3 separate regions of the Homo sapiens genome follow, and all the other regions are linked to region 1. A link is a loop called in an ENCODE intact Hi-C map of the cell type or tissue named here. Cell type or tissue: ascending aorta. All regions are shown on one strand. Each heading gives the region's core, and the rest is flanking DNA. Links, peaks and the distances in the headings are about the cores only.

Region 1 (8,000 bases), core at 1-8,000:
AAGACAGAATCTGACAGGGGACCCCTAGAAAGATGATGAATCCTGTTGACTCCTGCCTGCCTAGATTTCTGTCTGCTGCTCCTGTGCTATATGAGTTTAATTCCCTTGTCACTATCAACTTTGTTTGGTTTATACTGGCTATCCAGAAAGTATTTGGATTTTGTACATATCCTGTTCTTCCAAAGTATTCTTGGTCTCAGAAGCTTAAGTTAGTGCAGGGAAATGCACTTTTTCTAGGAAGCATTTAAAGCCAAGAGCTTCCATAGAAGGCAGGCTTCAGTCTTTCATGGTTGTGTGGTTGGTTTTGTTCTCTTAGTATGATAGGTGTATACCAAGAGACCTAATAAAAGGAAGTTTAGATTTCTGAGAGAGGCACATCAAGTCTTTTTAACTTCTCCTGTTCCCAGTGTTTTGTTTTTTGGTTGTTGGGGTTTTTTGTTTTTGTTTTTGAGATGGAGCCTTGCTCTCTCACCCAGGCTGGAGTGCAGTGACACAACCTTGGTTGAATGCAGCCTTCGCCTCCCAGGTTCAAGCAATTATCGTGCCTCAGCCCCCCAGGTAGCTGGGATTACAGGTGCATGCCATCACGCCCAGCTCATTTTTGTATTTTTAGTAGAGACAGGGTTTCACCATGTTAGCCAGGCTGGGCTCGAACTCCTAACCTCATGTGATCCTCCTGCCTAAGCCTCCCAAAGTGCTGGGATTACAGGCCTGAGCCACTGTGCCCAGCCTGTTCCCAGTGTTTAAAGAGCCAATAAAGATGAGCTCTCTTGGCCTGTAATTGTATTTATTTGTTGACCTGAAAGTTCTTCATTTTTTACCACTTGGAGCTCCCCAAATATCTATAACCCACCACTCTCAAGAACAGTCCCACTCTCTCACACATGCATGCCCCATCTATACTACTTCAGTATTGTTTTTAGAGGAGCCAGAAATCCCAGCTACCATGCCTGCTGCTGCTGTTTCTCTCAAGAAAAGTAAATGTAGCTTGAGGAAAACTCTAATTGCTGTGAACATGTGTTGGCAAGCAGGGAGCAGGAGAAAGCTTTTATCGTTTGGCTGAAAGGGTGCTCCTTTCCCACTTGGCCCCTCCCATGTTTGTAGAGTTTCTTTACATAGTATGTGCTAAACCTGAAAATGGGAGTAATTACACCGTGATTATTAGGAGGACAGGAAGAAGAGTTTAGATATCTCTATTTCATACACAGATCTACAACTTTTACCTTTCAGATCAGTCCTAGGGATTCAGATCAGTGAATAAGGCAAAATTTCATGAGATACCCTAATTATATCTTATATTGACTTCTAACCCATCTGTATTGGGGAGAGAGAAACTGATGTCCTTTGAAGCCAACCCTGGCCTTGAATTAGGCAAATTAATTTCTCTGACACATGCTATGAAAACTTGAGGGTTAGTTCAGGAAGAACTGTGCCACTATGGAAGGAATTATAGGAGCTGTTTTATCATTAGCTGAGGAAATAATTCTGCAGGGTTAATAAATTAAGGCCTTAGGAATTATTCTTACCAAAATACTGCAGCGCTTGGAGCGGTTACGCTTCCTTCAGCTAGAGCAGGAACATACGTGTCCTCAGGAAGGACGCGCTGAACGCTTAAGGGGGCAGCCCCTGAAGGTACTGTAGTTTCAGAGGTTAATGAAGCAAGAAAGGGGTTAGCTCCTGTAGGACGAGGGAGAGTATGCATTTTTTGTGGGGAGGGAAGAACGGTACGTCATGCTTCATCTCTCCTTCTGATCAAATCGGGAGGTCACTTGGGGTTAGCAGAATAGGGGGAGGCTGTCTGGGATACAGCTGACTTAGAAAGCAGGATTTACTCTAAGTATATTGGACATTTTTGCCCTCTTTTGGACCTCATAAGTACATTGCTTACATACTTACAACATGACATTGTATGATTCTGAATATATTAATATCTTGATCCTGGGCTCCTGGCCAAAGAAGCCTCTCAAAACACTGAAAAATATTTCACTAAGAACAGTGTCTTGCAAACCTCTTAAGCATTCAATCCTAGACCTGGAAGGGTATCATCAAAATGAAAATTGAAAAATAGATGAAAGTTTATAACTGGAAAAAGTTGTTTTGTTTTTAAACTATAAGAGTGCCTAGAAATGAATCCCAGGCAGAAAAACCATTTTTCCTGTTTCTCTGTTCTTTCATGCTGAGATTCTAGCTTTTGGCTTTTCATCTCGAGACTATGAGCCCAGAGTCTTTATGTATAATTCCAATATAAGTTCTGCTTTTTTACAAAATAAATAAATAAATAAAAATTTTTAAATCAAAACGGTTATCTGTGAGTATAAAAATTGGTCTGTATGAGGTTTTTTTGTTGTTTTTTTTTGTTTCTTTTTTTCGTTTTGTTTTGTTTTTTTTTTTTTTTGAGACAGAGTCTCACTCTGTCACCCAGGCTGGAGTGCAGTGGTGCAATCTCAGCTCACTGTAACCTCCACCTCTTGGATTCAAGTGATTCTCCCACCTCAGCCTCCAGAGTAGCAGAGATTACAGGCAGGCACCACCATGCCCAGCTAATTTTTGTATTTTTAGTAGAGACGGGGTTTCACCATGTTGGCCAGGCCAGTCTCGAACTCCTGACCTCAGGTGATTCACCCACCTCGGCCTCCCAAACTGCTGGGATTACAGGTGTGAGCCACCGCGCTTTAGTCTTACTAGAGAAGACTAAATATGCTTTACTTATCTAAGAGTATGCATGCTGTTCAAGACATATAGAACTGGTCATATTTCTATAGTCTAGACTTACTTTTTAAACTTTTTATAGAAGTATAGCTGCTATTAATTTTGCAGGTCTGCGACACACATCCTACATGGGAGATGTTTGCTCTGACCCACGATCTGCTGGGATACTGCCATGTCAAGTCATAGAAGGGAGAGAGACCCAATTTTCATCCACCTGCTTTGTATTCCTGTATTTATTTGCTTTCTTTTGGTCCATATTTATTTGCCCATGCTCATGTATTAGTGGGAAAAATGAATAAGTTGGAAGCAAGAAAACAAGTTCCTTCTTTTTTTAACTTTTTTTTTTTTTTTTTTGAGACAGTCTGTCACCCTGTTGCCCAGGCTGGAGTGCAGTGGCACAGTCTTGGCTCATTGCAACATCTGCCTCCTAGGTTCAAGCCATTCTTGTGCCTCAGCCTCCCAACTATCTGGGATTAGAGGTGAACGCCACCATGCCAGGCTAATTTTTGTATTTTTTGTAGAGATGGGGTTTTGCCATCTTGGCCAGGCTAGTCTTGAACTCCTGACCTTAGGCGATCTGCCACCTCAGCCTTCCAAAGTGCTGGGATTACAGGTGTGAGCCACCATGCTCAGCCGAAAACAAGTTCCTTTTGGAGAGGATAAAGGTGATATGAGATTCTAGTATTGTTTGGATAAACTATTTTTGTTGTGAACTGGTTTTGGAACTCCAGGCCCAGTTTGCTGTGACCCTCTGTAGTTTTGCATCTGGACCATAGATGGCACTGCTCCCTAGCAAACTCAGTTCAGCTTCATCTGCAAGCCAGAGTACTCTCTGGTTATTGGTAAATGATGCTCTTTCTGTCACGTTGGTACCCTCCAGAGGCACCTACAGCCCATGGTCAGCTGTTCATATGTCTCAAGGCAGTATTTCTCAAGGTTCAACTTGGGACGCTGGGGTGCTTGTCAAAAACATAGGTCTATTGGCCCCTCCCTCAGTTCTTCTGGTTCAAAATCTACACTTTTGGTCCGCTTCAAAGGAGGTCCTTATGTGTACCAAAACCTGACAGCCATTTCCCTAAAGCTTGATCAACACAAAAGGAGAAAAGTTAATAGCAAGATCAAGTTCCCTTGGTGCCTAACTTCCACGAAATGATAGAACTACCTAACTAGATACAGCCGGTGTTTTATGTTCTGATCTCTCCTGTGCTGTGGCCTTTGCTTCTCATACGCTGTTTCTCCCCATGTCTTAGTCTAGCTTTAGGGTTCTTCTGAGCAATTCTGCGTATGCAGATTGAGTATCTCTTATCCAAAAATCCCAAACCCAAAATGCTCCAATGAGCATTTCCTTAGTGCATCATGTAGGCACTCAAAGTTTTAGATTTTCAGATTAGGGATATTCAACCTGAAATGGGCTTTCAGCATATTTGTCAGCGTGGGCTTGACAGATAATCACAGCCTCCACATTTTAACAAAAGCTAGCCTTGTCATCTTCAAGTTCCTTACCAGTTGACTTCACAGGTATCTGAATACTGCCTATTAGAGTAGGAATAAACCCAGATAGCCAAAGAAGGATAAAATCTGTGTTTCTGAATTGGCAGGAGCCCTCTACTCCATCGAGTGAGCAGCAGCTGAGTGTTGTTTGGTTATACCTTGTATTGAGATAAGAATTTGTGTATAGCCTTTGGCCAAGCCAGGAAACAAATCTGCTACTCTCTGGCAATTGCTTCCCTACCCTCCCCTGCCTCCGCACTCCCCCTTCCCCAGTTTATGGCCTGAAAGAAAGTTTCTCTTCCATTAGGTTTGTCAGTCAGCAACCTGGTCAGGGAAGAGGAGAAAGCTGTTGATAAATTTGGGAGCTTTGCCACAAAAGCATTAAAGATGACTTCAAATATGCCAGGCCAATATTCTTTAGTTTTTAAATGAAGTCTGACTAGCTGCAGCTCCCTTTCTGGCATCACCATCATGCATATGGTTAAGAGAACTTTGCCAAGAACAATATCTAGCAGTGAAGGGGAGGTGGCAAAATGATCAGATATATATGCATATAATAGAGTTATTGCTGACCTGGTATTCTCATTTATCTGCAAACTCCAGCTCTCTTTGGATCTTTAGTTTGTTTGCAGGTTTCATTTTATAAGAGGTTGGCTTTTTATCTGGAAAAGCTCACTAAGTCATTCATTAGGGACAGCTTAGTGTGCCAGAACAGATATTTAAAACCACTAGTCTAAGAACTATCCACATTAGTCTGATTTCAAAGTTGAGGTTCCCAAAAGGCATAGTGTGTATGGACAACGTGAAAGAGCCATCTCATGTGAATCTTTAACTGCAGGTTACCGCAGTGCCATTGGATTCTTACTGCAATGACCGAAGTGCAGAATATGAAAGGCGAGTTCTGAAGGAAGGAGGGAGTCTGGCAGCCAAGCAGTGTTTGTTGAATGGGGCCCCTGAACTGGCTGCAGACTGGCTAAATAGACGATCACAGTTCTTCCCAGAGCCAGCTGGAGGTCTGTGGAGCATCAGACCTCAGAATGGCTGGTCTTTCATCAGGATTCCAGGTGAGTTCTCAATCCTCTTGGAATGTGTTCCTCGCTTTGGCAAGGGGAGAACCAGGGTTATCTTCATGTGGTCCTTTCAGATATTTGGAATTTACTGTTCTTGAGGTTTCTGCTTCCTTTTTTGGCCTTAGTAATTCATAGGTAAGAATATTAGTAATTTATGATGAGTGGAGAGAGAAATGTTTTTAGATTTGTGCTTAAATACACTCCTTTGACATGCTTACAGCTGAGAAAGAAATGCCACTCTTAAAAAAAAAAAGGTAGAAATAAACTTAGTAGGAAAGGCTCTAGGTTGAATGAGTACGGTTGTCTTGTGCCATTGCCAGTGGAATGAATGAGAATGTCGTCACTCACAGAAAGCCTCATTTAAATAGCATAAACAGTGTCCTACATGAAGCACTAGAGATCTGAATGATAACAAGAGGAAAAACAGTGCATTCTATGCCAAAATACTAGCAGATTCCCAGATCCCCTAGGGTCAAAGTCGGGGGTTGAAAGGAAACTAGGTTTTCATCTTTGCCTTAGTGAGACTACTTTTAAGGAAACTGAACACAGATAATTCATAGGCTCACGTTCTTTGCTTACACCTGCAGGCAAACTGGAATGGTAGCTTGGAGCTATAGTGTTAGTTTTGGTTGTCCAAAATCTCTGACATTTTGACTACATTCCTTTTTTTTTTGAGATGGAGTCCCGCTCTGTTGCCCAGGCTGGAGTGCAGTGGCGTGATCTCGGCTCACTGCAAGCCCCGCCTCCTGGGTTCAAGCCATTCTCCTGCCTCAGCCTTCCAAGTAGCTGGGACTACAGGCGCCCACCACCACGCCTGGCTAATTTTTTGTATTTTTAGTAGACATGGGGTTTCACTATGTTAGCCAGGATGGTCTCGATCTCCTGACCTCGTGATCTGCCTGCCTCAGCCTCCCAAAGTGCTGGGATTACAGGCGTGAGCCACCGCGCCCGGCCAACTATATCCCTTTTACTGGCATGTAATGGAAATAAACTAGAGCTAAGCATTCAACAGAGGTCTTCTTCTGTCTCTAAGAGATAACTGGATTCCAGTGTGTAAGGCCTGGTTTTTCCACTTTATTTTAACTTTGTCAAGTGTCAAGGGGTTTGCCCCAGCCTGTTAGTGCTTTGAGAACTCCAAGATGTCTTTCTGCGTATCTGAAGGCAGTATTACACATGGCCTTGTAGCTGACTTAAAGCACATGCAGTGAGTGGAAATATATTGTTTGAAAATCAGTGGGGGAACCTAAGTGTAAAGCAAGCTGGTAAGGAAACTACAGAATCCCAGGCAAGAGATGAGCACCGTTATTGAAAGAAGCAAGATAGCACCTTACTTCTTTTTTCTCCCTTCTTGGTTCTGGCTCCTAAGTTCCCATTACAGGAGTAGATGGCTTATTGCTGGCGTTGTGGGAATCTCTTGTGGCTTTTCCTGTTCTTTGAAAGAAAAATGGACCTTGTTTAAATAGCAGGAAGCGTCTGAGTTCTTTTTGCATCGATAAAAAGCACCAGCCTCACTGGCTGTTTACTGTGAGAACCAACCAGCTCCTCACCCCATTGTGCTCTGTAGACTAGCTGGGACAGGGCGGGGGTTGGGGGTGTCTCACTGGAACCCTTTATCATCTCTCTTTCCTTTATACTTTTACGTTTTCTCTTTCCCTGAGAAGGGTTGCTTCCATATTCCTTGAGAGACTGACCAAAATCTTCTGGGTTTCACACCTTTTCTTCTCCATGTTTCACCAGAAAGATGTACAATCCCTTCAAAAGTCCCCTTTCCTTGGAAAAATGAGATATTATTTAATCTTTTGCCCTAATTTTACTGCCATAGGCTACATTCTTTTTATCTCTGAACAGGATCTTACACCGTGGATGGTAAAAACCTGTGTCTAATGAAAGTACTATAGGATTGTAGGAAAGTTTGTAAGAGAGTAGGATAGGTTTGTTCATTTAAACATTTTTTAAGCTCCTGTTTTATTTTATTTATTTTTAACACCCAATGATCCAGAAAGCTCCTGTTTTAAAGAAGGGTCTGGGCACAGGTTTGACTTAGCAGAATCAGCTGGATTTCCAGAGAAGTGTGTTCCTTGTGTCTCTGTATCCTGCTTAGCGACAGGTGGAGCTCTTGTCCAGTGCAACTTAAGTGACTGCTAAAAACTTGGCTAACAAATACCAGCCCCAGAAGTCACTCTAGTGTGTTCAGAGAAAGAAACCTGTTTTTCCTGCATATCTTACTAAGGACAAATACTAGAGACTGATTTTCTCCATGCTCACCAGCAAATCAGAGATAGTGTTCATTTTGCTGAAGTGTTTTAAGGCTGTTGCTGAAGTGTTTCTTCTTAGTCATTTTCCTTCAGGGCAGTACAAAGAAGTCCAGTCCATCCACTTCTCCCTTCCCCACCTACACAATAACAAGATAACAAGCTGACAGCAGGTACCACTTCTTGCCTCCTTTAGTCATGTTAGAGTTCTGTCTTTATAAGTATATGCACATCTTTATTTCTGAGCTTTTCTAATCCTAGGAACAGTTCATTCTGATTAGCAAAGTAAAGTAGATGTGGGAGGCAGGACTGTTTGAAAACCATTGAATCATGATTTTGAAATAATTGAAGTTTCTCAAAATTCAGACATAAAACAAATTTTTATATGCATTAACATTTGTGCTAAGAGAGTATATCTAAATGGAGAAAGAAGATAAGCAGGCTACAGAAATCTTACGAACTTAGCTTGCCCACCCTC
Region 2 (9,049 bases), core at 1,050-9,049, 160 kb after region 1:
TTTTTTTCCTAAACATGTAGCCTTGAAAAAACCACCACAACAAAAAACTCCACTACAAGCGGTGTCTTTATTTCTTCCCCAGTCTGTTTTCTTAGTCTCCCTGGTTCTGGGCTCCTCTGATACAAACTCTGGGAGCCACTGCAGGTGGGGAAGGAGAGGCAAGCCCTCAGAGAGCCTGTGGGAAGGCTTAGGAAACCCCCGGGCTTCCGGGTTTAGGACTTCCAGGTGGAGCTATTAACAAGAATCTCTCCCCGGGGGAGCTTAAAGGTACCTTCCCAGGCTTTAGTCCTGCTGTGGTTGGGTGGGGAAGGGAGTGGTCTTGTGCAATAGGGCAAACCACTCCTCATTCAGGGCTGTTTATTTTAGTGGGCAGGGATGGGTTTGGGAGAAACCACCCAGTTTTTGTGAGTGTTTACCTGAACTGTTGGGACCAATAAATTTTGGAGACAACTACCCAATATAGGGAAGGCAAGATGCGTTGTAAGGGACAAGATGCTGGGGGTTCTAGGCCGGGCGTGGTGGCTCACGCCTATAATCCTAGCACTTTGGGAGGCCGAGGAGGGCGGATGACCTGAGATCAGGAGTTCGAGACCAGCCTGACCAACATTGATAAACCCCATCTCTACTAAAAAATACAAAAATTATCTGGGCGTAGTGGCACATGCCTGTAATTCCAGCTACTCTGGAGGCTGAGGCTGAGGCAGGAGAATTGCTAGAACCCGATAGGCCGAGGTTGCAGTGAACCTAGATTGTGCCATTGCACTCCAGCCTGAGCAACAAAAGCGAAACTCTGTCTCAGAAAAAAAAAAAAAAGATGCTGGGGGTTCCAGAGGCGAATGCCTAGAAGTCCCAGGCAAGCACCTAATGCTGGGTGGGGTGGGGGAGGACTGTGAATGGGTTAATGCCTGCCCAGCTAAAGAGGACCCTGAACTCTGTGCCTGGATTGCTAGGTCCCCAGAGTTCTCACAAGAAGCTAGCAATATGGATTTTTTTTTTCAATGAAGACTTCTGACTCCTTAAATGTTGGCAACTAAATTAAAGAAACTAAACGATTGTTTGAGTCAAAGCATGATTGTAGGCTGCCAGTGTGCAACCTTTGACTAGCCTTCACCAGAGATCTGCTATGTGCTTCACACAGGTTCCCTCGCCTAATTTACTTGGTGTTGCTTCCTCCCTCTGTCCCTCTCCCTGTGCTGTGACCTCTGGTGATGTAGCCTGCTTATCTGCCCACTCCTTTTTTTTTTTTTTTTTTTTTTGAGATGGAGTCTTGCTCTGTTGCCCAGGTTGGAGTTCAGTGGCATGATCTCAGCTCACTGCAAACTCTGCCTCCCGGGTTCAAGCAATTCTCTTGCCTCAGCCTCCCGAGTAGCTGGGATTACAGGCATGTGCCACCATGCTCAGCTAATTTTGTACTTTTAGTAGAGACGGGGTTTCTCCATGTTGGTCAGGCTTGTCTCGAACTCCCAACCTCTGGTAATCCACCCACCTTGGCCTCCCAAAGTGCTGGGATTACAGGCATGAGCCACCGCGCCCGGCCCACTCTTTAAAGTTCAGATCACTCCTTTCCCCTGCTTAAATCCCCTCCACCCACCAAACTCCCAGCTTCCACCTCCCTGCTTCCAAACTGAGCAGCTTGTGATTCCCAAACAAAACCCAGGATCTCCACTGCCCAGCTTTTGCTCAGTGTGATTTTGTTATGCATGGAACACCCACACCCATCTGCTCATCTTATTTTTTTCCAATCTTTTTTTATTGTGATAAAATACATATAATGTAAAATTTACTATCTTAACCATTTTAAAGTATATGGTTTAGTGGCACTAAGTACATTCACATTGTTGTGCAACCATCACCACCATCCATCTCCTGAGCCTTTTCCTTTTACAAAACTGGAACTCTGTACCCATTAAGCAATAATTCTCTATTTTCCTTTTCCCAGCAACCATCATTCTACTGTCTCTTTGATTTTGACTACTCTAAGCATTTCAGATGAGTAGAATCATACTTGTCTTTTTGTGACTGGCTGATTTCACTTAGCATAATATAGATGTCCTGAAGGTTCATCTGTGTTGTAGCATATGTTAGAACATCCTTTTTAAGGCTGAATATTATTCCACCGTGTATATTGTGTGTACTCCATTTTGCTTATCCATTCATCTGTTGATAGGCACTCAGGTTGATTCCATGTTTTAGCTATTGTGAATAATGCTATGTACATACGTGTGCAAGAATCTCTTGGAGACCCCTACTCACCTAGTTTTTTTTTTAATTTAATTTTATTTTTTTAAGATGGAGTCTCACTCTGTCACCCAGGCTGGAGTGCAGTGGTGCCATCTTGGTTCACTACAACCTCCACTTCCCGGGTTCAAGTGATTCTCCTGCCTCAACCTCCCAAGTAGCTGGGATTATAGGTGTGTGCCACCACACCCGGCTAATTTTTGTATTTTTAGTAGAGACGGGGTTTCACCATGTTGGCCAGGCTGGTCTCGAACTCCTGACCTCAAGTGATCCACCCACCTCGGCCTCCCAAACTGCTGGAATTACAGGTGTGAGCCACCGTGCAGGGCCACTCACCTGATGTTAGACTTTCTCCACGAAGTCACTTATTAACCTTAATCTCCTCCACTTGACCGGCCTCTGTTTTGTTCCAGCAGCCATTTTTCAGATACCTGGTACGCACAAGCAGGGCCCAGCTTGGGAGACGCTAGGATAACTAAGACCTGGTCAGCGCCCTGAGGAGTCTTGTCTGGATAAAGGGAGACACACACTAGCTTGGACTTATGCGTGCAGCGGAGCTGTGTAGAGCAGGAGTGCGTGGAGAGGGCAGCAATGAACTTTGGCTGGAGAGCCAGAGAAAGCTTCGTGAGCTGGAACACGGGGTAAAGTAGGAGCTTTCCAGGGCGGAGGGGACTTCTGAAGTGGAGGAAACTGCCTGTTCAGGACATGGAGGTAGGGATCAAAGTTCTGAGTCATGTGGGTGGGCACAGAGCAGAGGATGGCTGGGGCGGTCTCAGGGATAAGGAGAAGTTTGGGGACCAGACTGTTTTGTCACCGTATCTGCATCCCTGCAGCCTGCACGCCAGAGTGTAAGCGCCAGGAGAGCAGGAGCTGTGTCTTGGCGTTCATTGCTCCACTCCTGTCACCTGCCTGAGACTGAGTCCTCACATCCTTGCAGGAAGAACACGGCATCCAGTCATAGTCACAGCGCCCCCTAGTGACCCCCGAGAGCTCCCACCTCCTCGGGCACTCCCTCTGCACATGCAAGCAGCTGTTACTAGGGGTGGCCCTTTGCCTGGCATCCTCTCACTTGATGTCTATCCCTCCCTGAGAGGATGTTCACTTCAGGCCAACAAACCCTTATTAAATACTTGCTCTGTGTTGATCACTGTTCTGGACACTAGGGTAGAGTCTGAGAACCAACTGATAATGGGGGTTGTTCCCAGTAGGGATCAAGTCCGTTTTGAGCCTCGAAGGATGGACGAGTGTCAGAGTAGGGGGTTAGAAGGGAAAACACGGTGCCCTATGAAGTGGAACAATGGGGATGAGCCCCACCCCCTGCCGCTTACTCAACATTTACTAAACTACGATTTACCAAGGTCACAGAGGGAGCATGGGGTGCCGGGAACCCAGACACAACTGGATGCCATCTGCGGCTCTGGGATCTCACAATCCGGCAAGAAGACAGGCAGTAAAGGAAATAAGAGGTGCTCTGGGCTCAGGGTGGTGTTAGCAGACACAGGGGTGTGAGGCAGGGAGTGTCCACCACCTGCAGTTGTGTGGGAGGGTTTTGAGCTTAGGCTGAGGCGTGCAAAATGGGGAGGTGGTCCATGAGAGCACGAGTCCAAAACCAGGTGTTATCCATCAAAACGAGGCCTGTCCCGGCGTGCTAAGAAGGTTCTGCTTCTTGATCTGGGTGCCTGCCTCAGAGGTGTGTGTCATTATGGAAATTCACTGAGCTATACACTTATAACTTCATATATGTACATTCATGGTAGTTGTACTTGCTTAAAATTTGCTTTTAAGTCCCCCCCCACCCCCACCAACCCCGATACCTCTTTTGTAAGACTAAACTCTGGGGATCCAGTCCAATCTCAGCTCTAGGGCCTTGGGGAGGAAATTTCAATGAATTAGTTTCTTCACCTGTAAAATGCGGATGATTGTATTGTCATCACAAGGGCTGTGTGCAGCGCCAGCAACTCGAGATACGTAAAGCATTTAAATAGTGCTTCCTCTGCCCCTCTCAGCAGTATCAAATTTCTAATGATTGGCAGTGTCTGGCACAGAGGAGCTCAATGTAATTCACTGAATAAACGAACGAATGAGCTCAAAGTATGATTTTTTTTTTTTTTTGGCACCGGGAGGTAGCTTGAACAAATGCAGGGGTGTGGGTTGGAGTGGCGTGTCTCTACTAAAGGCTCCTGGGAAGGAGCTCAGAGCCTGGTTGGGGGTGCTGCACTCCAGCGCAGAAGCCAGGGCTTCTGTTGGGAGGGAGACAGCTAGTCACCTGGGCCCTAACATGGAGGTAGGAGCCAAGGTGCCTGTGCACCCCTAACCCCAACCTCCAAATGAGCAGAATTGTGGAGAGCTCAACCACTCAACAGGCTTGTGGAGAGGCTCACACCAGGAAGAAATGCTACACAGCAGCACTGCAGCCTCCCCACACTCGTGGCTCCCGTGGCCCGCTCACTCCTCCCCTCTGGTGGTCAAACATGGCACTGCTCTCCAAAGTCAGGGGCCAGGCCAGTTTCGAGAGAGACGATGGGAAAACCTGCTCAACAGGGTGGCTGAAGCCTGAACCAGCTGAACAGGACGGTCCCATCACCCCCCAGCAACCTAGTCCCTCTCCTGGCCCACAGAACAGAGCCAGAAACTCCACAAACCACTTTTATTACCCAGTGGGCGGGCTGGGCTGTGATGTTGGAGAACCTTGGGGGTGGGGGCTGCGGAATGCAGCTGAGCTTCTCCTGGCTCTGTCTGCTGGTCTAGGCCAGGGTGGGGCTGATCAAGGGCAGAGAGCTCAATCTTGGGGGAAGAGGAAGAGAGGATAGAGAGGCCAAACAGGCCTCTTCCCCTCCTCTTCACCCATGCCACAGCATTAAATAAACAAAAAGCAACTCTTTACAGCACAAACTACACAGGGAAGTCCTTCCTCCCAGCCCTGGGCGCACAGCATGGAAGAGGAGCTCGGGAGGACAGGGTTGGGGCCTCCAGGGTCTGACACCACCCCACTCCTCTTCCTAGCACCATGGGGTAGGGACAGGCAGCTTTGAACAGAGGAAACAAAACTCCAACTTCCTCCAAACTCCTATGCAGGCAGGTCCATCTAGTCTGGTACTTCTGGCCCAAGGGTTTTCTGCTCCTTCCAAACCTTTGAGCTTTCTCAGGACGTGAGCTTAGCTGAGACTTCTCCAAGAGGGGCTGGAGCCCTGGTCTCTGAGGCACAGTGGGCCTGGGAAACAGGCAAGAGTCTGGTTCCAAAGTTTTTCCCAGCCCAGGCCTCTGCCTTGGCAAGCAGGAAGCAGGGCCAGGTGAGAGCCGGTGAGACCCAGGCTCAGAGGGGCCGCGTGGTGTGGTTATAGACCAGGTGCTCCGTGTCCTCGGTAGTGGAGACAGTGGAGCTGGCAGGGGTGGGTGGTGGGTGGTGGTGGTGTCCGTGGAAGTCCTTTCTCTGGTTCTTGAAGAAGCAGTAACCCAAGATGGCTACCACCACCACAATGCAGATGACCAGGAACACTGCGACAGCCATCTCCACAGAGCCTGGGGGAAGAAGGGGTAGAATAAGGGGCTCCCAGGGCCTGCCTGGTTCTGACACCCACCCCCAATCTATGGAAGAGACCAAGTCAAATGGATGCCAGGTATGGAAGGACATGGGCACCCGACTCAGACCTCCCACATATGAACAGCTGAACAGCTCTGTCCAGGAGCTCAGAGGAACTCTGGTGGGCCTCAGGTCTCAGCTCAAGTCGCTCTCCTTGCAGTTAACTTGGGGGAAGCCTGGGACGCTGCTGACAGACATCGGCACGCACTTTACTGTACTCCCTCCCTCGTGTGTGGCAGGCATCCCCATTTGATTACGGTACTCTGTCTCTATAGGCCACCTTGGCATCCTTCTCAACACAGGTTAGGCTGTCACAACAGGTGGAGTTGATCCGTGAGTTGATACCTACATGCTAACCTCAGTTACAGGACAGATCAGGGCTTACCTGTGCTGGGAATGGGGATTTCCCGCCTCAGGCCAAACACATCCTTCTCTGCAGAATGATGAGGGGAAAGACCAGTCAGTACTGAGGGCTCAGAGACTCAGCTGCTCCCCAGTGCCCCAGACCTCACACTGGCATCCTCTCCCACTCCTACTCCAGGCGCTCTGAGGATGGAGGGGTGACTCCCAAAGGCCTGGGGACAGAGTGGAGGCCACTGGCTAAGCCTTCCCCCATACATGCCCACCCTCTCACTGGCCCACTCACTGGAGATGCCGCGACAAGACTCGAGGCACTGCTGCTCTTCCTCAAAGTTGTTCTTGTTGCCGTAACAACCACCATAGGTAAAGCGGGCGCAGTGTTCGCTGAAGGGGTTGTAGTACCAGCGCGGGATGCTCTCCTTGCAGAGTCCTGTGTCTGGCAGGTCCACGCAGTGCCCTGGGGGGTATGGGGTAGGCTATGGTGAGCGAGTCCATGGCCTCCCTGCCACCTTCTGCTAGGCTCCACGTGGCTGCTGCCCAGCACCTCCCCACCTGCCATGGCTCAGGGAGGGCCTGAGAGGCCCCAAAACACCTGGCCCAGCTGCAGTGGTGCCAGAAAAGGGAAGACAAACCCTGGACAATAACTGTAGGCACAAAAGTAAACTACGCCGACTCATAGTTATTTCAATTTTCTTTCAGCTTTTCTGACTGGGTCACGGTCTCAGTTTTCCAACACTGGGTGGTTTACCTCTTTTTTTTAAAGACAGTGTCTCGCTATGTTGCCCAGGTTGGCCTCAAATTCCTAGGCCAAGCGATCCTCCCACCTCAGCCTCCCTAGTAGCTGGGATTCCAGGTGTAAGCCACCACGCCTGGCTGGTTTACCTTTCTTAAAAAAGAGGATGGGCCTCAGGGTCTGAGCCTTGGCAGGCAAGCAACTAGCTAGAGCTTATTATTATTATTATTGTTTTGAGACAGGGTCTCACTCTGTTGCCCAGGCTGAGGTGCAGTGGTTCCATCTCAACTGACTGCAGTCTCTACCTCCCAGGTTCAAGTGATCCTCCTACCTCAGCCTTCTGAGTAGCTGGGAGTACAGGAACGCGCAACCACATCCGGCTAATTTTTGTATTTTTTGTAGAGATGGGGTTTTGCCATATTGCCCACGCTGGTCTTGAACTCCTGAGCTCAAGCAATCTGCCAGCCTCGGCCTCTCAAAGCGCTGGGATTATAAGTGTGAGCCACCACGCCTGGCAAGCTAAAACTTACTGTTTTATTATATTTATTTGTGTTGTTTTTCAATGTTTGGCAAGTAATAGTGGCTTCCCATTTATGGTAGTGATGTGAAAGTTCCTTTTTAATATATTACATTTAAAAAGTAACTGATTAAGTAAATAAGATCTGAGCAATATGTGGTGGACATGGCTGAAGTTATGAAGGTGTTCGGAGAATGAGTGATGCCTGGAAAACACAGAGCCACAGAAGAAAGCCCAAGAGCCAGCCAGGGAAGAAGCTGAGCCATCTGGAGAACGGGGAGCCCACCCTGGCTCTTTGTGCCCACAGGCCCGTACACCCAGCAGGCCCCTCAGGCACTGCTGGATGGAAATAGTGAGGATGGCAGTGTCAGCGTCTGCCCTGATCCAGGGCACCTGGGGAGGATCTCACCTTTGTCACTGGGGAAATGGATGCGCTGGAGCTCGTCAAAGCCACTCGTGTCTGCAGAGAGGAAAGGTCAGAGTCTCAGACCCAACAAGGGTCTCCCAGGGGTTCAGGGCAAGGCTGTCAGGACCTCCCTGTCTGCTGCCCAACCCCCTCTATCCCCCAGGCCTCACATTTTTCACAGGCAGCCTCGTCGGAGGCGTCGGGGCAGTTGGGGGTGTCGTCACACTCCAGGAAACTGTCGATGCAGCAGCCATTGCTGCAGCGGAACTGGGTGGGCTGACAGGTGCCAGAGCACACTGGACGGGTGGAAGGGAGGTCAGGCTCAAGCAAAGAACAAGTGCCCAGGGCCCACCTTCTACTTGGCCCTCTCTGCCCAGACACAGCACATCCCCCATTCCCTTTCCACCAACCCCACTCCTGCCCCACGCAAACTGGGCAGATCCTCATAGGACGATGCTGGGCTGGAAGGGGTGGGATGTTTGTGGTCCTTCCACAAACTCTGAGGGGAGGAATGGCTTGGTCAAAGGCAGGCTGCTTAGGGGCATAGGGATGATATGGGCTAGAGATGTGGTGGGGATGGGGGATGGGGAGGGGAGTAAAGCCCACCTGGATGGCGCCTTTCCATGGAGGGGCCTGGGAGAGAGAACAGAGAATGAGAGGAGGCATGACCAGGCTCCAGTGGGGATGAGATAATTGGGGTGGGTGGGCAAGGGAGAGCTCCCACCACCCACCTCCCTGGCCACAGAAGAGAGAGACCACTCACCCTGGGGGAAAGTCGCCTGAGCCCCAGAGCTGCCTCTCAAAGGCCCACCTTGCACACCCCGACAGGCTAGAATGCACTCTTCTTCCCGAAGGTAGTTGTTCTTGTTGCCCAAGCAGCCTCCATAAACGAAACTCTTGCAGATCTGCTCCGTGGGGTCATAGTACCAGCGTGGGAAAGAGCCCCGGCAGCGACCCACCTTGTTGGATGCGAGGCAGTAGTCTAGGGGGGAGAGCTTATGAGGGGACCGTGCGGCCAATCCGCACAGCGGGGGCTCCAGGTGCTGCTCCTCACCCCTCCCTCACCTTCTGTCTGCTTGGTGGACAGCACAGTGACTGTGACGTTGGCCGTGTCCTCTGGGTGGTCTGAGCTAGTCACTGTCAGCTGGAACAGGTAGGTGCCTTCCTTGAGTCCCCACAGTTCCACCTGGTTTGGGTCTTTCCTCTGCACACAGG
Region 3 (10,269 bases), core at 1-8,000, 160 kb before region 1:
GTTTAATATTTCCATATTTTTATTTTATTTTATTTTATTTTATTTATTTATTTTTTTTGAGACAGAGTCTCACTCTGTCGCCCAGGCTGGAGTGCAATGACATGATCTCAGCTCACTGAAAACTCCGCCTCCTGGGTTCCAGCAATTCTCCTGCCTCAGCCTCCTGAGTAACTGGGATTACAGGCATGTGCCACCACGCCTGGCTAATTTTTTGTATTTTTAGTAGAAATGGGGTTTCACCATGTTGGCCAGGCTGGTCTCAAACTCCTGACCTTGTGATCCGCCCACCTTGGCCTCCCAAAGTGCTGGGATTACAGGCATGAACCACCACGCCCAGCCTATTTTTATTTTTTGAGATGGAGTCTCGCTCTGTCACTCAGGCTGGAGTGCAGTGGTATGATCTCAGCTCACTGTAGCCTCCGCCTCCTGGGTTCAAGGAATTCTCCTGCCTCAGCCTCCTGAGTAGCTGGGATTACAGGCACCTGCCACCATGCCCTGTTAATTTTTGTATTTTTGGTAGACATGGGGTTTTACCATGTTGGCCAGGCTGGTCTTGAATTCCTGACCTTAGGTGATGAGCCTGCCTTGGCCTCTCAAAGTGCTGGGATTATAGGCATAAGCCACCGTGCTTGGCCTCCATATTTATTCTTATGCAGCAGAGAGATATAAAAAACTATAGGCCTGAGGTCAGGAGTTTGAGACCAGCCTGGCCAACATGATGAAACCCCATCTCTACTAAAAATACAAAAAATGAGCCAGGCGTGGTGGCACATGCCTGTAATCCCATCTACTCAGGATGCTGAGGCAGGAGAACAGCTTGAACCCGGGAGGTGGAGGTTGCAGTGAGCTGTGATGACACCACTGTACTCCAGCCTGGGTGACAGAGCAAGACTCTGTCTCAAAAAAAAAAAAAAAAAGAAGAAAGAAAAGAAAAAAAAGGAAAAGCTTAAACTATTAAACTGAGAATTTCAATCATTTTTCAAGCATACTATGAATATTAACAATGACTGTCTCAAAAAAAAGGGCCAGGGCCAGGTACGGTGGCTCATACCTGTAATCCCAGTACTTTGGGAGGCCGAGGCTGGTGATCACCTGAGGTCAAGAGTTTGAGATCAGCCTGGCAAACATGGTGAAACCCCGTCTCTACAAAAAATACAGAAATTAGCTGGGCATGGTGGCGGGCACCTGTAGTCCCAGCTACTTGGGAGCCTGAGGCAGGAGAATCGTTTGAACCCAGGAGGTAGGGGTTGCAGTGAGCCGAGATTCTGCCACTGCACTCCAGCCTGGGTGACCAGCAGAAACTCTGTCTGAAAAAGAAAAGAAAAGACAAGAAATGAGAGGGAAGGGGAGGGGAAGGGAGGAGAGTGGAGGGGACAAGGGGAGGGGGAAGAGGAGGGAGAGGGAGGAAAAAGAGGGGAGGGAGACTATAGATCAGGATTTGGCAAACTATAGCCCGCTGGCCAAATCTGGCCTGCAGACTGTTTTCTCCAGCTCATGAGCTAAGAACAATTTTTACATTTTTAAAGTATTGTTAAAAAAAAAAGTAGTAGAAGTAGTATATGAGACTATGGCTCACAAAGCCTAAAATATTTGCTGTTTTGTTCTTTACAGGAAAAGTTTGCCAGTTGCTGTTATAAACCACTTTTACTTATGAATATTGATGTAAAATCTTAAAATACTAGCTTTTTTTTTTTTTTTTTTTTTTGAGACGGGGTTTCGCTCTTGTTGCCCAGGCTGGAGTGAAGTGGTGTGATACCGGCTCACTACAAACTCCACCTCCTGGGTTCAGGCGATTCTCCTGCCTCAGCCTCCTGATTAGCTGGGATTACAGGCATGCACCACCCCGCCTGGCTAATTTTGTATTTTTAGTAGAGACGGGGTTACTCCATGTTGGTCAGACTGGTCTCGAACTCCTGACCTCAGGTGATCCACCCGCCTCGGCCTCCCAGAGTGCTAGATTTACAAGGCGTGAGCCACTGCACCCGGCCTAATACTAGCATTTTTTATATGAACCCTATATATGTTATTATTTTTAATGTGTCATTGGATTCTAGTTGCAAGCATGGTTCAGTGTGACAAAATCATACATTTCAGTAGAGCCAAGAAAGTGTTATGATTATCTTATAAATGCTGAATAAATTATAATACTCTACATGCATTATTGGTCAAAGTTGGAATAGATGGTAACTTTTCTAACATAATAAAACATATACAGTCATCTCTCAGCATCTGTGGGGGATTGGTTCCAACATCCCCCCATGGATACCAAAACCCATAATGCTCAAGTCCCTTATGTGAAATGTATGGATGATTATATGAAACGTATGGATGAGCCGGGTGTAGTGGCTCATGCCTGTAATCCCAGCACTTTGGGAGGCCAAGGTGGGTGGTTCACCTGAGGTCAGGAGTTCAAGACCAGCCTGGCCAACATGGTGAAACCCTGTCTCTACTAATAATACAAAAATTAGCTGGGCATGGTGGTGCATGCCTGTAATCCCAGCTACTTGGGAGGCTGAGGCAGGAGAATTGCTTGGACAGACCGGGTGTGGTGGCTCACACCTGTAATCCCAGCACTTTGGGAGGCCCAGGCGAGCGGATAACCTGAGGTCAGGAGTTTGATACCAGCCTGACCAACATAGAGAAACCATATCTCTACTAAAAATACAAAATTAGCCGGGCATGGTGGCGCATGCCTGTAATGCCAGCTACTCGGGAGGCTGAGGCAGGAGAATCGCTTGAACCTGGGAGGCGGAGGTTGCGGTGAGCTGAGATCACGCCATTGCACTCCAGCCTGGGCTCGAAACTCCATCTCAAAAAAAAAAAAAAGAAAAAAAAAAAGAATCGCTTGAACCCAGGAGGTGGAGGTTGCAGTGAGCCGAGAGTGCACCATTGTACTCCAGCCTGGGCAACAAGAGCAAAACTCCATCTCCTAAAAGAAAAAAAAAAGAAATATATGGATGAAATGTATGTCCCTTATATGAAATGTAAGGATGATTTAAAGTATAGGGGAGGATATGTATAGGTTATACGGAAATGTGCAGCAGCATTTTTTCATTTTTCACTATCATATCCTCTCCTATACTTCAAATCATTCTTAGATTACTTATAATAGCTAATACAACGTAAATGCTATGTAAATAGTTGTTATATTGCATTGTTTAGGGAATAATGACATGGAAAAAAAAGTTTGTGCATCATCATTTCAAATGCAACCATTCTTTTTTTTTCTGATTTTTTTTTTTTTTTTTTTGAGACAGAGTCTTGCTCATCACCCAGGCTGGAGTGCAGTGGTGCAATCTTGGCTCATTGCAACCTCCACCTCCTGAGTTCAAGTGATTCTCCTCCCTCAGCCTCCTGAGTAGCTGGGATTAAAAGCATGTGCTACCGTGCTCAGCTAATTTTTATATTTTTAGTAGAGATGGGGTTTGGCCATGTTGGTCAGACTGGTCTGGAAATCCTGACCTCAAGTGATCCACCCACCTCAGCCTCCCAAAGTGCTGGGATTACAGGCGTGAGCCACTTTTTCCTGACTATTGCAATCTACAGTTGGTTGAATCCATGGATGCAGAACCCATGGATATGGAAAGTATCTCAAGAGAGAAGACTGCATATTTGTTTGAGAACACTAATATCAGGAACAGTACAAAAATTGTGACTATCACCACTATTTTAGTATTTTTGAAGCTATTAGCCAGTGAAATTAGAAAATAAAATATGAGCTATGGAAATTGAAAAAAGGAATCAGAATTATGACTTGCCAGCTATACAACTAAAAACTGAAGAGAAACAACTGAAAAAGACTACCACAAACAAAAAGACAATTTATAAAGTGCCTGGGTACAAATGTAAAAATTACTAGATTTTTGATATCCATACAAGCAGCTAAAAAATATAATCGGATGCCGGGTGTGGTGGCTCATGCTTATAATCCCAGCACTTTGGGAGGCTGAGGTGGGAGGATCACTTGAGCCCAGGGATTCAAGACCAGCCTGGCCAGCATAGTGAAACCCTGTCTCTACAAAAAAATTAAATATTAGCCAGGCGTGGTGGCACACACCTGAAGTTGCAGCTCCTCTGAGTGGGGGAGGCTGACGTGGGAGGATTGCTTGAGCCCAGGAGGTGGAGATTGCAGTAAGCCATGATCACACCACTGTACTTCAGCCTGGGTGACAGAGCAAGGCCCTGTCTCAAAAAAAACCCCACAAAAATTAGCAAGGCATGGTGGCATGCACCTGTGCTTCCAGCTACCCAGGAGGCTGAGGCAGGAGGATCACTAAAGGCCAGGTGTTATAGGTTACAGTGAGCCATGATCACACCATTGCACTCCAGCCAAGGCAACAGAGCAAGACCCTGTCTAAAAAAATCAAAACAAAACAAAACAAAAAACTTCCCAAAACCTGAAAGAGATAACAAAATAAAAATTTGGAGGAAAATAAAAATGTAATCCAATGAAAAAATATGTATATGATCATACATGAGTAGACTATCTTTGGGAGATAACACAAGAAACTGCTCTAAGAAGATGTACCTGCTAACGCAGCTGAGGCCAGGCTGGAAGGGAGACTAACTTTTCCTGTATAGTCTTTATACATACGTGCATACACACAGAGACACACAGCCCTATGGATTCACTGCCTTTTCAAAATATTGAAATTACTAGAAAAATGATACTACTATAATTGAAGACACCAGAGGGTGCTATATGAACACATTTGAATAGACTCTCATTTACCAATTACCATTTGGTACAACAGAAGTGATTTCAGGCCGGGCACTATGGCTCACGACTGTAATCCCAGCACTTTGGGAGGCCGAGGCAGGTGGATCACGAGGTCAGGAGATCGAGACCATCTTGGCTAACGCAGTGAAACTCTGTCTCTACTAACAATAGAAAAAAAATTAGCTGGGCGTGGTGGCAGGCGCCTGTAGTCCCAGCTACTTGGGAGGCTGAGGCAGGAGAATGGCCTGAACCCAGGAGGCAGAGCTTGCAGTGAGCCGAGATCGTGCCACTGCACTTCAGCCTGGGCGACAGAGCGAGACTCCATCTCAAAAAAAAAAAAAAGTGATTTTAAGTACCATATTCAGAAGTTTAGTTATAATAAACTTGTGTTCGCTTTCTCTTCTTAGCCTACATGTATGGAGCTGCCAGAGGAACTGCTTCAACTCAAGGACTTCCAGAAGCAGCGCAGGGAGAAAGCTGCAAGAGAATATAGGGTGAATGCACAGGGACTCCTGATAAGGACAGTGCTACAGCCAAAGAAATTAGTGACAGAGACAGCAGGGAAAGAGGAGAAAGTCAAAGGCTTCTTATTTGGTAAAAATTTTAGGATAGATAAAGCTCCAAGTTTTACATCTCAAGACTTTCACGGGGATGTGAATTTACTGAAAGAAGAATCTTTGAATAAACAAGCTACAAATCCTCAACATCTACCTCCCACAGAGGAAGGGGAAACCAGTGAGGATTCCAGTAACAAACTCATTTGCACAAAGTCAAAGGGGTCAGAGGACCAGAGAATAACTCAGAAAGAACACTTTATGACACCCAAACATGAGTTTCAGGCAAGTTTATCTTTGAAAGAGGAGACAGAACAGTTATTGATGGTGGAAAACAAGGAAGATTTAAAATGCACAAAACAGGCTGTTTCAATGTCTTCCTTTCCTCAGGAAACCAGAGTGTCTCCAAGTGACACTTTTTATCCTATCAGAAAGACTGTGGTTTCCACACTCCCTCCCTGTCCAGCCTTGGAGAAGATCGATTCCTGGATAAGTCCTTTTCTAAATCTGCCCTAGAGATGGGCAGTTTGTTCTTAAGGCCATACAGATGGCTTATTTCCTTTGCCATCAGGGCTTTCCACAGTGCCCAGGTTTCTCATGTTGTAAATGTAGTAATGCTTCAGTCACAGGGGAAAATTATATCCTCTTGCTTACTCCTGTGTTCCTGGTATGCGGAGAATGAGAATGAATAAGTTAAATAATGGAAGAAGTATAATTTCTGATTATGTCACTGTGTAGAAATGTTCTCAGTGACCAGAGTGCATTATTTTTCATAATTTGGGTTTAGAGGATTTGAAGAAAGGAAGAATCTTGGGCTTAGTATCAGGAAGACTCCATCATTTTCAAATTTTGTTTTGCTTCTTGACTTTTGGATTCCTTTGAAGAGACCTGGTAAAACTATTAACAATTCATTTAAAAAATTGGTACCTGATAACTTTACCAGTACTTTTTTCCTTTTTATTTATTTGTTTTATTTATTTTTTTTTACCGCTCCTTGTGGAGCAGGGCTACACCATAGGCAGTGTGCCCAGAGTAACCACTTTTTTCCTTTTTAAAATATAATATTAACTTTATGTTTGAATGTTGAATGTTTTGTCTGTCTCTTAGGCAAATAATGTTATAGGAATCAATAATTTAATTTTTGTTTTATTTGTTTTTTGATGGAGTCTCACTCTGTCACCCAGGCTGGAGTGTAGTGGTGTAATCTCTGCTCACTGCAACCTCCGCCTCCCGGGTTCAAGCAATTCTCCTGCCTCAGCCTCCTGAGTAGCTGGGATTACAGGTGCGTGCCACCACGCCCGGCTAATTTTTGTATTTTTAGTAGAGATGGGGTTTCACCATGTTGGCCAGGCTGGTCTCGAACTCCTGACTGACCTTGTGGTCCACCTGCCTTTGGCTTCCAAAGTGCTGGGATTACAGGTGTGAGGCACGGTGCCCAGCCAATATCTTTATTTTAATTTGTTTTTATTTCCTTTATTTTTAGCTGGTTTTGTCCATTTTCCTAACAAAGCAGGGACCCTGGGTTTCTTTTTAGTCTGTCTGTTATATAAACTTGAAGCCTGACTCCATTCTATTTGCCTGGAGTTAGTATACTTTCTTAGGGTGAAAGGAAGGCAGCTTGTATTGAGCCTTTTAAAGTATTGAATGCTTGCAAATTGCTAACATTCTTTTGTGTAAAATAACCAATAAACCTGTTTTGTCATACTCTACTTAAAAAAACAATCTCTCACTTTTCTTAATTGGGTCAGGGTGGAAAGAAATGTCTGGATTTCTAGGTCCAGAGTCCAGTTTATAAATCTGTGATTCGACTCTGTTATTCTTTTTGCTCTTAGGAACAATCTAAGATCAGGAGCATCCTTGTCTGCACTAGTTGATTCTGACTGCCACTGAAAGAATTTTTTTGCCTTTCCGAACTCCAGAGCCCAGATCTAGTCTGAGGTTAAGATTAAGGCAGGCCTGAGGGCAGTTGGCTCAGCCCTGCAGTTGCGTTGTCTCACCTTATACTTAGATTAGAAAGTCACTTGGGGCCAAAGTAGTTACTGGTTCATCTTTGGTGAATGCATCTTCAGATTGAGCCCGGTATGTGGTCAGTCTAGGTTTACTCTGCAAAAGGCATGGATTCCTGTAAAATTCTTGAACTTCATTTAGCTTCTTATAGAACCATTCAGTTGCTGGTCTTGAACTCCTGACCTCAGGTGATCTGCAAGACCATTCAGTTACTACTCATAACATATTTACATACATGGTATAAAGTACAATTTGAAAAAAAAAAAAAAAGAAAAAAGTACAAGGTATTACCCCTCAGGCTGGGCGCAGTGGCTCACGCGTGTAATCCCAGCACTTTGGGAGGCCGAGGCAGGTGGATCACAAGGTCAGGAGTTTGAGAACAGCCTGGCCAAGACAGTGAAACCCTGTCTCTACTAAAAATACAAAAATTAGCTGGGCGTGGTGGCACTTGCCTGTAATTCCAGCTACTTGGGAGGCTAAGGCAGGAGAATCGCTTGAACCTGGGAGGCAGAGGTTGCAGTGAGCCGAGATCACACCACTGCACTCCAGCCTGGGTGACAGAGCGAGACTCCGTCTCAAAAAAAAAAAAGGATTTTTCTGCCGGGTAAGGTGGCTAATGCCTGTAATCCCAGCACTTTGGGAGGCTGAGGCAGGCGAATCACCTGAAGTCAGGAGTTGGAGACCAGCCTGGCCAACATGGTGAAACTCTGTCTCTACAAAAAATACAAAAATTAGTCAGGCGTGATAGCGCACAAGTAATCCCAGTTACTTGGGAGGCTGAGGCAGGAGAAACACTTGAACTTGAGAGGTGGAGGTTGCAATGAGCTGACATCGCACCACTGCACTCCAGCCCGGGCAACAGACTGAGACTCTGTAGCAAAAAAAAAAAAAGCCAGGCACAGTGGCTCACGTCTGTAATCCCAGCACTTTGGGAGGCTGAGGCAGGTGGATCAATTGAGGTCAGGACTTTGAGACCAGCCTGGCCAACATGGTGAAACCCTCTGTCTACTAAAAATACAAAAATTAGCCAGGTATGCTGGCAGGTGCCTGTAATCCCAACTACTCGGGAAACTGAGGTGAGAGAATCATTTGAACCAGGGAGGCGGAGGTTGCAGTGAGCCAAGATCATGCTACTGCACTCCAGTCTGGGTGACAAGAGCGAAACTCCATCTAAAAAAAAAAAAAATTAGCCCGGCGTGGTGGCGCGCACCTGTAGTCCCAGCTATTCAGGAGGCGGAGGCGGGAGAATCGCTTGAACCCGGGAGGCGGAGGTTGCAGTGAGCCAAGATTGCACCACTGGACTCCAGCCTGGGCGACAGAGCGAGATAATGTCTCAGAAAAAAAAAAGAGAAAAAAAAAGTTCTACTGGACAGTGTGTTTGATAACTACTAGACTCCCCAAACTAAATGAGCCTTTGGGCTTCATTACAGTATTCTCTCAAGTGAAACACTCATCTATACCTGAAACAGCACTTTTCTCTACATCTTAATTCTAGCCTGGAGTGCCTACCTAAATTCTGTGTGTGCGGTTACACCTTAGGATGAATTTCTGTTCTTTGCTAGATAAAGTCCAAAAAAATTCCTGTTAACGCAAGACCTGTTGCTAGTGCTGTGCGCCATTGCCCAGATTTCTTGTCTACATTTTGGGAAATCCTGCATTTTTGTCTCGAACCACTGTTGAGTTCTTTACTTACTCTGTATTTTCCTAGTCTGAGAAGTCATAAACCATGCTTCCCAAACTCTTGGAGTCTTGCTCTAGTCTACCACTAATTTTCTGTATCTCCTCTACTCGGCTGACTTTTCTGTACATAACCTATAATTAGCGACTCACAAGTAATCTGACCCTTTTAGTATTGGAATAAGGAAAGGAGGTTAAATGACCACCCTGGACAAAAATGCAGCACTGAAAACAGAACCAGTGTTTCTTGGCTTCTTGTCCCATTCAGCGTTCTTTCAGCTATAGTACGAAAAGTCACTGCAGCGGCTTTGCCCCTATCTGTCTAAGAGCTTGATAAATTATGGCACAATAGAACTTTAATTCCCTATAAGCATCTTATTGTTTTGAGACAATGCATGTCCCAGCAGCAAGCTGAGATGAGGCCTGGGGTAAACTAGGGTGCCTGGGTGCAATTGACTCCCTATGAGTCAGCCAGGTAATTTGTCAAAAGGGTATTTATTTTAAAAGTAACACAAATAACTTACAGAAAATTTAGAAAATAAGAGAAAAAATAACTACAACCCTACTTTATACAATCCTTCCTGGCATTTTGATATTTTTCTTTCTATTTTCTCTCTCTCTCACCATACACACACACACACTTGAAACACAGTTACAATTATACTGTAAATACAATCATTGTGCTTTTGAGATGTATTTTCCTGTTTTGATGTTTCATCATTTCATATTATGTATTTTTCTATTGTGCTTTTTATATTATGTATTTTTTTATTTTAAATCCTAACAGCCAACATTTCACTAGATATTTTATTTTTTATTCATTTTATTTGTATTTTTTTTGAGACAGGGTCTCACTCTGACACCCAGGCTGGAGTGCAGTGGCACAATCTCGGTTTGCTGCAACCTCTGCCTCCCAGCCTCAAGTGATCCTCCCACCTCTGCCTTCTGAGTAGCTGGGACTACAGATGTGCACCACCAGACCTGATTAATTTTTGTATTTTTAGTAGAAATGGGGTTTCACCATGTTGGCCAGGCTGGTCTTGAACTCTTGACCTCAGGAGAGCCACCAGCCTTGGCTTCGGCCTTCCAAAGTGCTGGGATTACAGGCGTGAGCCACTGCACCTGGCCAGATATATTAGATCTTTCTTCCTTTCTTTCCTTTCTTTCCTTTCCTTTCTTTCCTTTCTTTCCTGTCTTTCCTGTCTTTCTTTCTTCCTTCCTTCCTTTCTTCCTTTCTTCCTTTCTTTCTTTTGACAGAATCTTGCTCTGTCCCCTGGGCCGGAGTGCAGTAGGGTGATCTCGGCTCACTGC

What was found. Hi-C counts contacts between places; a loop is a spot of excess contacts. Peaks named below come from ENCODE experiments on the same cell type or tissue, not always from the same donor. Only the 100,000 strongest peaks of a DNase experiment are listed, where the experiment ranks them.
Region 2: it touches region 1 in a loop (4-fold over the local background); 11 of 110 quality-filtered maps call a loop at or near these places.
Region 3: it touches region 1 in a loop (2.8-fold over the local background); 30 of 110 quality-filtered maps call a loop at or near these places.

The regions. Positions count from the first base shown.
Region 1 is chr15:41,018,164-41,026,163 of GRCh38, reverse strand. INO80 (INO80 complex ATPase subunit) reads left to right here. Exons shown (of 36, transcript NM_017553.3): 26 at 5,039-5,264. It overlaps INO80-AS1 (INO80 antisense RNA 1), which reads right to left. Exons shown (of 5, transcript NR_170322.1): 2 at 7,536-7,662; 3 at 6,602-6,701; 4 at 1,527-1,677. Among named protein-coding and RNA genes, the nearest start is that of INO80-AS1, 5.4 kb to the right of the region's middle. In ascending aorta, for the core only: CTCF peaks have their summits at 3,483 and 7,368; DNase peaks (open chromatin) are centred at 1,803, 3,503 and 7,373; H3K4me3 peaks cover 612 bases; H3K27ac peaks cover 4,059 bases.
Region 2 is chr15:40,853,478-40,862,526 of GRCh38, reverse strand. SPINT1 (serine peptidase inhibitor, Kunitz type 1) reads right to left here. Exons shown (of 11, transcript NM_003710.4): 4 at 8,900-9,038; 5 at 8,646-8,816; 6 at 8,441-8,467; 7 at 8,005-8,130; 8 at 7,838-7,888; 9 at 6,465-6,635; 10 at 6,204-6,251; 11 at 4,320-5,757. The coding sequence ends at 5,552. Among named protein-coding and RNA genes, the nearest start is that of SPINT1-AS1, 13 kb to the right of the region's middle. RefSeq lists an enhancer at 4,396-4,445. In ascending aorta, for the core only: CTCF peaks have their summits at 3,220 (motif pointing left) and 4,719 (motif pointing left); DNase peaks (open chromatin) are centred at 3,196 and 4,696.
Region 3 is chr15:41,179,452-41,189,720 of GRCh38, reverse strand. EXD1 (exonuclease 3'-5' domain containing 1) reads left to right here. Exons shown (of 12, transcript NM_001286441.2): 12 at 5,128-6,993. The coding sequence ends at 5,790. Among named protein-coding and RNA genes, the nearest start is that of EXD1, 46 kb to the left of the region's middle. RefSeq lists an enhancer at 9,015-9,565. In ascending aorta, for the core only: a CTCF peak has its summit at 4,701 (motif pointing right); no DNase peak of the experiment used is centred there.